Regions from separate parts of the Homo sapiens genome. Here region 1 is linked to region 2. A link is a contact called in ENCODE Hi-C or POLR2A ChIA-PET data. All regions are on one chromosome and are shown on one strand. The core of a region is the stretch at or near the end of the contact, and the rest is flanking DNA. Distances in the headings are between cores, read along the strand shown.

Region 1 (6,565 bases), core at 3,590-6,089, 230 kb after region 2:
CATGATCTTGGTCTTCCCATCCTCCAGAGCAGTGAGAAAACACATTTCTGTTCTTTAAAAATTATCTTGTCTTAGGTATTCTGTCACAGTAGCACAGAATGGGCTAGAACAGCAACTCTGCTGGTAGGTTTACATTTTCACTTGTTTGGCTATATAGGTAATCTAATGATTTGCAATTTGATTCTGGGAAAATGGTAAACAAGAAGAGGTCTTTCCCACAGTGTCATTAAGGTTCACAACAAGGTTTTAAAGCCTGCTTGGGCATAGAAACAACTAGGAGTAGTAAAAAATAGTTCAGGAAAAGTTTCAGGAGTAAAGTATGAGACATTTTCTTTTTTTCTTGACACAGAGTCTCGCACTGTCACCCGGGCTGGAGTGCAATGGTGTGATCTCGGCTCACTGCAACCTCCACCTCCCAGGTTCAAGCGATTCTCCTGCCTCAGCCTCCGGAGTAGCTGGGATTACAGGTGCCTGCCACCACACCCGGCTAATTTTTTTGTATTTTTAGTAGAGACGGAGTTTCAGTATGTTGGCCAGGCTGGTCTCAAACTCCTGACCTCGTGATCTGCCTGCCTTGGCCTCCCAAAGTGCTGGGATTACAGGCATGAGCCACGGCATCCGGCCAAGACATCATTTTCATACCCACTCCTAGTTCTTCATCAAGAAACATTTTTAGGTGTCTTGAGTTACAGAAAGTGTTAAAGAATCAATACACCATTTCTGCTTCTGAATTTTTAAAGCTTTGTATCCTAAAGCCTTAATTAGGGTCTGACATGAAAATGTGTCTGTTGCCTACTCAGAGAAGATATCTGGGCCTCTCAGCCAAATCCGAATAAAATCTTAGCAAATACGAGGTAAGTTCACTGTTTTGGAGAGGCCATTTTAGATTGAACACACAAAAACTAGCACATAAAACCTGAATCAGTGAGAAATATATGTAAGAAATAGCCATGTTTTCCAATAACCACTAAAAGATTTTTTTTTTCCCTAGACCAGTGGACTGTTATTATATGAGAAACAAAGAGGTAGAATCTAAAAATGAGTTTCCTCAATGGTCATACCTATGTGCTATTCTATCAGGGTTCATATCCCATAATGGTATTTTTTTTCTGTCTCCTCAGTAAGTTTATCTTGTTTGCATTTACATTTTCCTCTACCCACTCAGTTGGCTTTGGCTTCTTATTTTGTAACCTGAGATAAGTTCTAGGGGTAGGGGTGGAGGTGGTGGGAGCAGGTGGGGAGTTAGTGTCATTTTCTATTCTTTATAAATCTTTTCTGTGATTTGCGTTACCTCTCTCTAGCGTACGTGAATTCTCTAGCCTCCATGTGAATGAACACTCGCAAACTATGCCATCCCCCTCTCCAGTCCTCACCACTTCATTATCAGAAAACCAACTGAGACATTTGACTCTCTGATATGCTTGTAAGAGCCCCAGTGGCAGACAAGTGAATCCCAGGGCCCGGATCCTTCCTGACAAGGCCACATCATCTCACTGCTTAGAGTACTTTTAGAAAGGAGGTCCCTTCTGCCTCGCCGGCATAACCTCCCTTGCTTCTCCCAGAGGTGCAAGCTCTGACTGGTCTGCCTGAGGCAAAAATGGAAGTTAAAGGTGCTCGTTTAAGTAGAGAAACCAGTGGCGGGAGTCAGCTATGTACCTCTGTGGTCTGTCTGTCTGACGTGGAAGTTTTATGGGGCTGGGGATGGAAATGGGAGTTCTTTACAGAGCAAAGAGTATGTGAGTGCCTTGATTTGATTCTGCTAACTGCAAGTTTACTATTTAAAATGCAATCCTCAATCCAGCTCAGTATTTGTTTCCTGTCAACAGCATGGACCCTAGGGTGAGATTGCTTATGTTCAAATTCCAGGATTTTATCATTGCTGTTTTTATGAGTTTTACTTCTATGAACTCTGGAGAAAACAAAACCACTAAACACTTGCTACGGCCCCTCACCCTAACCACATTCACCTCAGGCCATCGCTGGGTCCTTCGTCACCCCTTTCACTTCATTCCCCAGCTTTTAAAAAGTTATCTCAGCACTTTCAAAATCCTGCAGTTTGTCTCTGCCACCACCAGTTTGAGGAGTTCTTGGTTCCTGTTGCCTCTATCCTTGTTCAAGCCCAGGTGAGGACAGAGGGGCAGAAATGCTATGCCCTGACTCCCAGTTCTAGGCTGGGCAGCTGGGAGGAGAGCCAGCTTTCCCGAATCCCAGGGGCAGAGGGCGCCAAGTTCCCTCGACGCATCTTCCCTCCAAGTCTTACATGGCACCATCTTGACCAGAAGCATGGCCTGCAGTCCTGAGGAGAGAAGTCAAGGCTATTTTCCAGGCCCAACCTGCAAGTACCTGTTCACACTGGCCTGGACCTGAGAGAGGCCCCACAGAGAGGAGAGCAGAGAGGGCCACTCACAGAAGGGTGGTGGTGCGGTCTCCCCACCAGCCCCAGGCTTGTCCCTCCTGCTCTACTCTCTCCAGTGCACACCCATGAGGGCAGCCGGGCAGATGGCAGAGGCCACGGGCTAGGTCCTCCCTTAGTCATCCCTGCCAGACCTGACCTGGGTCTCCCCCACCAGCTTGGCCAGCCCTATGATGGCGAAGGAAGGGTCAGGCTCCAGCCTGGCAGGAGCAGCTTGGCTCGGTGTGTAGGCCTCGCTCCCTCATGGCCCGCTTCATCTGTAGACCAAAGGCTGGTCCAATTTGTTCTCAAACTGAGTGAAAGAAATTTTCAAGTTTATGGGTTTCTCTTCTGATGGAGGCCAGAGACTCTCACCCACTTTTTCTTTCCTTCTGACCTGGTAACTGGGAAGTAAAAAACACAAATTTCTAAGTGTCTCCTCTGCCTAGATCACATCAAGAACTGACGCCATCCCCTCAGTGTGGAACCCAGGGGTCTCCTAAGGATGATTCCAGCACTAGGTTGATAGAAGTTTAAAGCTGGGGAAGGAAGAGCACAAGAAAATTACATAACTTAAGTGAAGAACTAGGCCTAAAAGTGGAACCTTGCATTTGAGCATAATTATTTAGCATGGTGTGCCTGAAATATGTAGAACTGAATAATTTGTTTTATGTAAGTATAATCAATTTGTATACATTAAAATTGATACTGGCTGGGTGCGGTGGCTCACACCTGTAATCCCAGCACTTTGGGAAGCCAAGGCGGATGGATCACCTGAGGTCTGGGGTTCGGGATCAGCCTGGCAAACATGGTGAAACCCTGTCTCTACTAAAAATACAAAAATTAGCCTGGCATGGTGGCAGGCGCCTGTAATCTCAGCCACTCAGGAGCTGAGGCAGGAGAATCGCTTGAACCTGGGAGGTGGGGGTTGCAGTGAGCCAAGATTGCGCCATTGCACTCCAGCCTGGGCGACAAGAGCAAGACTCCATCTCAAAAAAAAGAAAAAAAAAATGATACTTATCAGAAAAATCAATTAATATAGGTATACTTACATTCTATGATTGTCAGGATGTACCAACTCCAATCCCATTAATCATACTAGCATGAAGAAAAATTACATTTCTGGGCCACTGGGTTTGTATATAACCTTAGCTAATTTAAGCCTGGATAAAAATAAGAATGCTTGATTCATTTAAAATCTGAGATTCTGGGATAGATTTTTGTGTAACTTAAACTTCTCAACTCTTCTGCAATCTAGGTTTATTTTTTACTATAATGTACCTTCAAAGAGCTAAGTCTCAGTTTATAGATTGTTAGTTTTTTAAGTTCCACTCTCTTTCGTTGTACTGCTGAACTCTGGGCCTCTGTGTCCTCATCTGTAATGTGGAGTCAAAATTATCACTAAGGTCCCTTCAAGCATGAATTTCGCATTGACTAATCCGTTGTAGAACACAAGGAAAATAATGGTTCTTTTGTAGTTCTCTTGGGACTTTTACTATTGCTAGAAATCATGCTGGGCAGATGCAGGCATCACATGGACTGTGCGGGGAAGTGTAACTCAATAATGGCCATGTTTTGAGGCAGTGGTATTCAATGCTTTAAAGAGTGAGAAAATGGCCTTTAGAGATACTTTGTTTGAAAGAGAAACACGCTTGGAAAATGTTCTTGAGTATTTCTGTATGGAAAAGTATAAAATGGATATGTCCTTTAAATGTTTAAGTACTTCCAACACTTTTGCTCTGCATACTCATGGTGCAAACGAGGTGGGAAGGGCGGAATCCCTGGCCTAGCTCTGCGAGAGTGGGGTTTCAGGTCAAAGCAGGTCTGGCAGCTCTGCCCGGCCCAAGCGCAGAACCCTTAGCTGGGAAGGCCGCGGCCAGGCTGCGGGGCCCCCTGCAGGCGGGCTCAGTGCCCCGGCCCAGCACCTGTTGTCCCAAGGCAGGCCCCGCGGGGGAGAGGCCTTGGAGGGCAGCGCCCCCTCTCACCAGGGCGGAGCTCAGGAGAGTTCGCAGCCCAGGGGGCCGAGACCAGGGGCAGGGCCAGCGAAATGCCTCGCTGGCTCTTACTTTCATTGACCTCTGCGATGCCTCGCTGGCTTCTGCTTTCATTGACCTTTGCGGGTCTGTTCCCGCTGCGGCGCCGGCAGCTGCTTGGTAGTTGCGGGGGGCGTGAGGGCGGTGGCCCAGACCAACCGGCTGGCAGCCCAGCTCCGCTCCGCCCGCCCCTGCCTCGGACCCTGCGCCTGAGGAAGTATCGAGGCAACCCTCTGCCACCCGAAGTTCGTGGGTCGCTCCCAGAGGGCGCGCCCTGGAGCCGAGCGCCCTTGGGCGGCCATCTGGAGGCCAGGTGCGGGCCGCGAACCCGCGAGGAGCGCGCGGCGGGCGCGGCGGCGACGGCAGGAGGAGGGGCCGGGAGCCCGGGCGCCGCCGAAGGACGCCCCGTCCTCCACATGCTGCCACTTGGCTGAGCCGGGCGCCGGCGAGAAGGCGGCGCCGCTGCCCTGGCAGCTGGACTGCACTTTGCCCCCGCCCGGCCTCAGCTGCCGCCCGCCCAGACGCCAGCAAGCCCCCCTCCCACGACAGGGCTGCTCCGGGAGCTTCGGAGACCCGCCCCGGGCCTGAGCGCAGGCTGCCTCCGGGACCCCACGGCTGTCCGGACGTGCCATGGGCGCGCAGCTGCCGGGCAACGTGTTGTGTAAGTGAACATCTGGGAGGTGGGTGACTGGTGAAGGGCGGGTGTCTGTCGGTCTTTGCTTGTCAGCTGTGCCTTTTAGATTTTTCAATGGCAGAAACCCATGAGTTACAGGAGGCTTTAATTAAACGAGACCGTTCTCAGCCAGCTGCCGTGGATAGAGCCTCACATCTCCGTCCCCTAATCGAGAAGAGTTAGCCCCTACCCCTTCAATTTTGTTCTGGGCTTCCCAGTGAAAGGTATCTCATTATGAGTTGCAATTCCACCCTGCTGCCTACCTGAAGAGTGAGTGAAGATTTTCAGGTAAGAGATTTGCCCGTGAACATTGCATTGATATGCCAAGCTGTCAGGCTTGTGCTCTGAATGGCATATCATGAGCAAAGTATTAGCTCTCGTGCTCTTTGGAGCTGTGGGAGGCTGAATATTGAGGTGAAATGATGCAAATAAGAAATTAAGAGGAGTAGACGGGTAAGATCCTTTAGCCATGAGTTAAGGGGTCAAAGAAGCAAAGCGGAACAATTGGAGTTGTCTCTCTTGTCTCTGGTCTGACACCAGCCCTTCCCCTATCCTTTAGGGAATTAGGTTAACATAAAATTGTAAACTAGTAAATGTTCTTATCAAAGACCATCTTTTTAGGATCTAGTGTATGTGGCAGCTCTCTCAGGGAAATTTTTAGATAAGAATTCGGAGGAATAGGGAATCTACTTTTATTATGACAAAGTATAAATCAAACCAAGATCAACAGTTGGCTATTCCTTTTTCCCTTTGGATGAGGCTGTTTTCAAACACCTAACATGGCTATCATAAATAGATGGCAAATAACATTATTTAGGCATTCTGCTTTCAAGCAGAATGGTCTGGAAGAATAATTTCAGTTTTTAATTTTGTTTTGCCATTAAACAAAAATTATAATCATTACTTATTTAGGTCCACACAATGTTGTAACAAAAGGATGCTTTAAAATTGTAGACCAACCTCCAATCCATTTTATTATCTCCTCTGTAGCACTCCTGACAGGCCAGCCACATTTTGATTGAACACTTCAGTGACAGGAAGCTCATTACATTTTGACGGGTTCCTCCTTTTCTGTTGTTAGCAAGGCCTTGTTTACGCTGAACTGACAATCACTTAGGAAGCAGTACCTGTTTCTCATTAGTCCTACCTGGCCAATAGCGCTCCAACTGTGAACTTAGAAACAAGATTTTTCTGCAAAAAGGATCTGAAACTTTAGTCAGTCTGAAAAGGGTCCATGACCCAAAAATAGTTAAGAAATGAAAGGTCTAAAGTGATACAAAATAATATTTTTGTCTCCTTTGCTTGACAGCCTTTCAGATCCCTGAGCCTCAGTTTCTCATCTGTAAAATGGGAATAATATACTTTGTCTAACCCTAGGGTTACTGTGAGGATTAAATTAATAATATTAATAAAGTACTTAGTAGAGGTGCCTAGGAGTCAGTAAATGTTAGTTATCTTCAATAAATA
Region 2 (7,098 bases), core at 93-2,592:
TGGCCTTCCAAAGTGCTGGGATTATAGATGTAAGCCACTGCGCCCAGCTGAATCTTCCTCTTCAGTATCTTTGTGGCACTGTTTTCTTCCCTTTCATCAGTTGGTAAATGCTTTAAGTACTTTGAAAGCCAAATCTAAAGCTTTCAAATAAGGAAGTAGAGGTATGGGTCAACACAATAGCCATTACCTATTTTCATTGTCCTAAAAATATTTCTTCACTCTTCCAATACCTAAAAGTCTAAAGTTAGAGAATCATTTAGCTCATCTTCGTTTTAGAATAGCATTTGCTGAAGGCAAGTATAGGAGATCAGAATATGCCACCCCAAAATATGTCACTCTGGCATAAGAATTATTTTGAGCTGAAGGCACTCGAGAAATAGCAAATGCAGGAAGAACTCTGTGACCTCTCAAATGTTCTTATCTAAAAGCAGGTTATAAAATTTCCCATGAGAAAAGTGTTCTTCCTGAACCAGGAATAGAAGAACATTCTTAACACTGGAGACTGGGAGTTACTGCCAAAAGAGAACTAAACAAACAAACTACACAAACTGAAAACAATCCTTATCTTCCACTGGTTTCCCCCATATATTTCCTGGTCACTGCCTCACAATGTACTGCCCCTAGCCTAATACCCTTTGTCTTGTATCCTCACAATTTATCATTCTTTGTTTTAAAAGGTATACACACTTTTGAGCCTAACTGCTTTTTCAGACATTCATTTTCCTTATGAGGGCTCCCATGCATGTAAAAATATTAAATAAAACTTGTATGCTTTTTCCCTGTTACTCTGTCTTATGTTAGTTTAATTCTCAGGCCCAGCCACAGAACCTAAGAGGGTAGAAGAAAGTTTTTCCTCCCCTATACAAGAAAGGGGCTTATTTCGTCTCCTGCCTTAAGCTGGTCAATGGTACTTCACACAGCTTGAGCTTCCAGTCTTCCAAACCAGACCTTTTTGGAACTGAAACAAAATCATATCATTTTTTTTTTCTCCTTGAATGAGTACCTAGATCTTAGAAATAGAAGTCATATTATGAAGATCTTATTTTGGAATTCTAAGCAAGAATTTAGCTCTTTTATTTTAGGTTTTATCTGTTCTCCTATATGAGAACAATATTTATAAATTAGGAGAAATGGTAAAAGAAAGTTAACAATGGGGAGTAAAAAGATCAACGTTTCAATATCTAAAAATATTCTGTTACAGTTGCTTTTATGATCATTTTGAAACAGGATACTTCTACTGCACTTACTGTGTGCAACTGTAGGAGAATTACATGTGACGTATCCTTTTAAGAACTTCTACTTATTTTTTGATCACATCTTCGATAACTTTGAATGTATAGTCTGAGGGTGTTTCCTTTTTATTTTGGCTATTTAATGAATTGGTTCTTATATAACTATAATGATCATGAATCTTCTTTGTAAATAAGTTACTTTCAGTTACACTCATTTAGGACTTGAAAATTGCAGACTGTAGTGATGGAAAGGGGGAAGTGAGAACTAGAGTTAAACAAAACAGAACAAGATTATGGTAATATCAACAGAAATTAAAAATAGGAGGTCAGGTGGCTTTTGTTATCTATGCCAGTTGTAGGGATTGTGTCTTTTCTTGCTGGTTTAGTAATTTTGGTGCCTATTGTTAAATGTGATAACATCCCTGGCCAGATTTTTGTTCAGGGCCCACTTACAAGTCTGCAATAGGGAAAGTGGGGACAGGCTGCATCTAAAAGGGCTTTACTCAAGGCCTTGTCCGTCGAGTTCACTAATATAATCCGAATATGTAGTAGAGTGGTTGGCATATAGGTGCTCAAATAATGATAATAATAAGATTAATAATAAAATCAGCTGACAGTTATATGATTCTTAGTACATATTGAGCACTGTTATAAGACTTTTAGATATAGGCCGGGCATGGTGGCTCACACCTGTAATCCCAGCACTTTGGGAGGCCAAGATGGGCAGATCACCTAGGTCAGGAGTTTGAGACCAGCCTGGCCAACATGGTGAAACCCTGTCTCTGCTGAAAATACAAAATTAGCCAGGCATGGTGGTGCATGCCTGTAATCCCAGCTACTCAGGAGGCTGAGGCAGGAGAATCTCTTGAACCTTGGAGGCGGAAGTTGCAGTGAGCCCAGATTGCACCATTGCACTCCAGCCTGGGTGACAAGAGTGAAACTCCATCTCAAAAAAAAAAAAAAAAAAAAAAAAACAAAGACTTTTAGATATATTGATTCATTCATTTCTCCCAACAATCTATGAGGTGATATTGTTAGTACAGTATCAATATCACCTCATTTTTACAGATGAGGAAATTGATGCACGTAAGTTAAGTGATTTTCCCAAGTTCTAATGGCTAACAGCTGGTAGAACCAAGATACAAACTTAAGCTGTCTGGCATTGGAGTCCACCTCTTAACCACTAAGCTGCATCTTTTGTTTGTTTATTGTTTATGATATTGATTGAATGAATGAATGAAGCCTGCAAGGGTATTGCCAACATGAAAACATTGTCAGAGAGAAAAGAAGTCAAGCTGATAGTTGAAAGAGATGAGGATGTATGTTGAGCCAGACAGGTCAAGTGAAGATGTAGTAGTAAAATGAACATCAAGGTTGGGGAATCCCTGTCAGTGGGAAGGCAAGAGAAGGAGAAAGAGAAGGAAAGAGATACAATCCAGATCAGGTATTTCTCAAAGAAACATTCCGCAAGTCTTTTTTCTTACCCTGTTGGTATAAACAAGTGGCACACCTACTTTATCAGATTATAAGAAAACAGCTATTTTCTCATAAGAAAATTGTTTAATGCATCCACATCCTTACACAATAGATTCTAAGTGGCATTATGATAAATTTGCATATGTACACACACTGTTTACTTAAATTTATGGTAACTATATTTTGCAAATGAAAAGATCAGAACATATGATAAGATCAGAACATATGATAAGATCAGAACATGTGATATGACCAAACTTCTTCTGGTTTGGTGACATGTTTATATAAGAAGTCTTACAAATACATACACATTAATATGCCTAGTGTTCCATTAATGGAATGCTAAGCATGTGGGAGTCATTTATATCCTACTGCTCAAGGTCATCACCAAGGTCTGACTGTAAAAATTCAAAAAATTGCAACCTCAGGCATAAATGGGTTAAATCACATTATGTTTGAATGTTATATATATTTAAAACTATGTTACAACTAACACATTTTTGCATCATTTTTATCATAAGTGACTAATTTTTTCCCAACATTTGTTGGCATATGTCAGAGTAATTTATTTGGAACACTGCAGTTTTATTGACCATCAGTGACTTTTCTGATATTCATTTATCAGCAAAAATGATCTCTGCATCCTTGCTCAGAATTAGACCAGGCAGTTGTACATTTTTGCATACTACTGATGTTTAAATTACCACAATATTTACATGCCCAATATCTTTGACCTCTAAAAAGTTTATCTTTAAACTATTCAGTTAGCAAATTCTTTTTTAAAAAAATATTTTTTATTTATGGACTTAGGGGTACAAGTACAGTGGTGTTACATGGATATATTGCATAGTGGTGAATGCTGGGCTTTTAGTGTACTCATCACCCAAATAGTGTACATTGTACTCCATAGGATCATGTTTCATCTGTACCTGCCTCCCACCCTCCCACCTTTTGGAGTCTCCAGTGTTCATTATTTACTCTGTATGTCTGCATGTACCCGTTGTTTAGCTTCCACTTATAAGTGAGAACATGTGGTTTTTAACTTCCTGAGTCATTTCACCAAGGATAATGGCCTCTAGTTGCATCTGTGTTTCTGTAAAAGACGTTCTTTCTTTCTTGTTTCGTATTTTGTTTTTGTTTTTTGTTTTTTTTGCTAGTATTCTATGGTATATATGTATACCATACTTTTAAAATCCAGTTATCCATTGATGGACACTTAACTTGATTCCACGACTTTGCTATTGTGAATAGGGCTGTGATAAACATACAAGTACAGATTTTTTTGATACAATGATGTCTTTTTCTTTGGGTAGGTACCCAGTAGTGGAATTGCTGGGTCAAATGGTAGCTGTATTTTTAGTTCTTTGAGAAATCTCCATACTGTTTTCCATAGAGGTTGTACTAATTTACATTTCCACCAGCAGTATATAAGTGTTTCTTTTCTCTGCATCCTCACCAATGTTTACTGTTTTTTGACTTTTTAATAACCGCCATTCTGACTGGTGTAAGATGATATTTTATTGTGGTTTTAATTTGCATTTCTCTGATGATTAGTGATATTGAGCGAGCAAATTCTTATTGGGATGTAATTTAAGAACACAAAATTTACCATAAACACCATCATGTGACAAAGTGGGAAGAGAAGTTTCAAAAAAGATTTGTATTTTTGCTAAGTCATCTCACTCAGGGTTGTTTAAAAACCAAATCCAATATAAATATCTTAAAAGTTAAGATAACTCAGAAAATTAACATAAAACTGATCTAAGTCACAGTGAATATTATTGTTTAGCCATTTGTTTTTTCTGGGTTTTTTTGCCTTCACCAAAAATTGTAAGTTTTATGTTCTAAATTTGGGTGTAAGAACAGATATTCGCATATGCTTCTCTATTTTGGAAATAACAGGATCCACAGTTTATTTAAAGATTATCAAAAAATATTTAAGAACAATGGGTCATTTTCAAATGATAATGCTCAAATCTTTGAACTTATTTTTACTAGTATATTTTCTTTTTTTTCTTTTTTTTTTGAGACGGAGTCTCGCTCTGTCGCCCAGGCTGGAGTGCAGTGGCGGGATCTCGGCTCACTGCAAGCTCCGCCTCCCGGGTTCACGCCATTCTCCTGCCTCAGCCTCCCAAGTAGCTGGGACTACAGGCGCCCGCCACTACGCCCGGCTAATTTTTTGTATTTTTAGTAGAGACGGGGTTTCACCGTTTTAGCCGGGATGGTCTCGATCTCCTGACCTCGTGATCCGCCCGCCTCGGCCTCCCAAAGTGCTGGGATTACAGGCGTGAGCCACCGCACCCGGCCTACTAGTATATTTTCAAGAGCACTTAGACTCCCAAATCTTATATACAAACATGAAAAAACTAGTGCTGCACTATAATAAAATCACAGATTTACATCATATACATATAAGAACATATTAATTTTTTTTTGAGATAGGGTCTCACTCTGTTGCCCAGGCTGGAGTGCAGTGGCACAATCATGGCTTACTGCAGCCTTGAACTTCTAGGCTCAAGCAATCCTCCTGCCTCAGCCTCCTGAGTAGCTAAGACTGCAGGCACACACAACCATGTCTGACTAATTAATTTTTTAATTTGTGGTAGAGATGGAGTCTCACTATGTGGTCCAGGCTGGTGGCAAACTCCTGACCTTAAGTGATCCTCCCATCTTGGCCTCCCAAAGTGCTGGGATCACAAGTGTGAGCTACCTCACCTGGCCAGTGTTAATATTTTTATGATAATTTCAATTCAGCTTGAAGAATATCAGACATGCTTTCAGTTATTAAATTTAATTCCGAGTTCAGGAGTTCAAGACCAGCCTGGCCAATATGGTAAAACCTTGTCTCTACTAAAAATACAAAAATTAACTGGGTATGGTGGCCTGCGCCTGTAGTCCCAGTGACTCAGGAGGCTGAGGAGGAGAGTTGCTTAAACCCAGGAGGTAGAGGTTGCAGTGAGCCGAGATCGCGCCACTGCACTCAGCCTGGGCAACAGAGGGGGACTCCATCTCAAATAAAATAAAATAAAATAAAAGTAATCCATGCTCACGATATAAGGTTCAGATGTTATAGAAAGTTTGGATGTGAGATGTTTAAACAAAATCTATTTTCTCTGACTCTTACTTCCGTTACATAGAAATTTTCTATGCTATACATATATATTCCTTTTGGTAGACAAATGACATCCGCTCCATTATTAACTTATATTTTGCAGATGTGTGCTTTGCAACCAATCCTCCCCCATATTTTATTACAGTTAAGACATAAGTTATAGAAAAGTTTTCAGAAATCTATGCCTTTTGTAGCTCTAAGATTTATCATTAGCAAACTAATTTATTAGTTAGTCAGCTTGCCACCAAAACCAGAGAAAACAGCCATTTAACTAGCCATTTGTCTCAACCACAATTTTTCATATGTAATTCTGTAGTTAAATAAGAAGATATTATTATATGATAGAAACCACTATGACAGTTTCCCAATTTCTATGATATAGCTTTTCTAGTTCCTATAGTAAGACTTTTTCAATTTTGATAACAGCTGTGAAAAATAGTTTTGAATAAGGAAAAGATGTTTGAGTAGCATACATTAAAATTAAGAACTCTCATTCATCAAAAGACAAAAAGAGTGAAAAGACAAGCTACTGTGAAAATATATTACATCTCACTCTGTCACCCAGGCTGGAATGCAGTGGTGCCATCTCAGCTTACTGCAACCTCCGCCTCCCAGGTTCAAGCAATTTTCCTGCCTTGGCCTCCCGAGTAGCAGGGACTACAGACGTGCACCACCACACCTGGCTAATTTTTGTATTTTCAGTAGAGACGGGGTTTCACCATGTTGGCCAGGCTGGTCTCGAACTCCTGACCTCAGGTAATCCACTCGCCTCAGCCTCCCAAAGTGGTGGGATTACAGGTGTGAGCCATTGCGCCAAGATATTTGCAACATGTAATTGACAAAGATATTTGCTACGTATAATTGACAAAGGATTAGTGTCTTGAACATATAAAAAATTCTTACCTATAAGTTAGTAAGAAGATGAGCAACACCATAAGGAACTGGGCAAGAGATTTGAAAAGCACTTCGCAAGTGGTTACTGATAATGGCCCATAAACAGTCTAAAAAATACTCAACCTCACTGTAATCAGAGAAGTGCATATTAAAACTACAAGTAAACTTAGCTGCTTGGCTTAAATTTAAAATTCTGAGAATATCAAACATTGACAGGAATATGGAGCAATTGGAACACATATACTGCTGATGAGCGTATAAATTGGTAAAAAGCACATTAGAAAATAATTTGACATAAATAATATAGTAATATTTAATTAAGTAATATTTAATTAAATATATATACACACATAACATATATATATATATATATATAACATTGAA

Evidence for each region. A loop is a pair of places that touch in the nucleus more often than their neighbours do. ChIA-PET counts read pairs that join two places held with the same protein, here RNA polymerase II (POLR2A). Pooled maps may share reads with other maps.
Region 1: a loop to region 2 is called in a map with no recorded cell type, with 8 times the contacts of the local background. The contact joins the promoter of AKAP19 here to the enhancer-like site in region 2. A Hi-C loop is called at or near these places in 6 of 37 single-sample maps with no recorded cell type and 2 of 50 pooled maps. POLR2A ChIA-PET finds 5 or more read pairs at or near these places in 1 of 52 experiments (Panc1).

What each region holds. Positions count from the first base shown.
Region 1 is chr2:190,176,024-190,182,588 of GRCh38, forward strand. AKAP19 (A-kinase anchoring protein 19) reads left to right here and starts at 4,840. Exons shown (of 2, transcript NM_001042519.2): 1 at 4,840-5,086. RefSeq lists silencers at 4,196-4,295, 4,566-5,015 and an enhancer at 4,794-5,593.
Region 2 is chr2:189,951,454-189,958,551 of GRCh38, forward strand. It overlaps a transcript of AKAP19 not described here. Among named protein-coding and RNA genes, the nearest start is that of MSTN, 110 kb to the right of the region's middle. RefSeq lists an enhancer at 1,697-1,766. Within about 2 kb of position 1,343, at least 3 of the 41 ENCODE cell types and tissues checked have a DNase peak (open chromatin) inside an H3K27ac peak, as active enhancers do.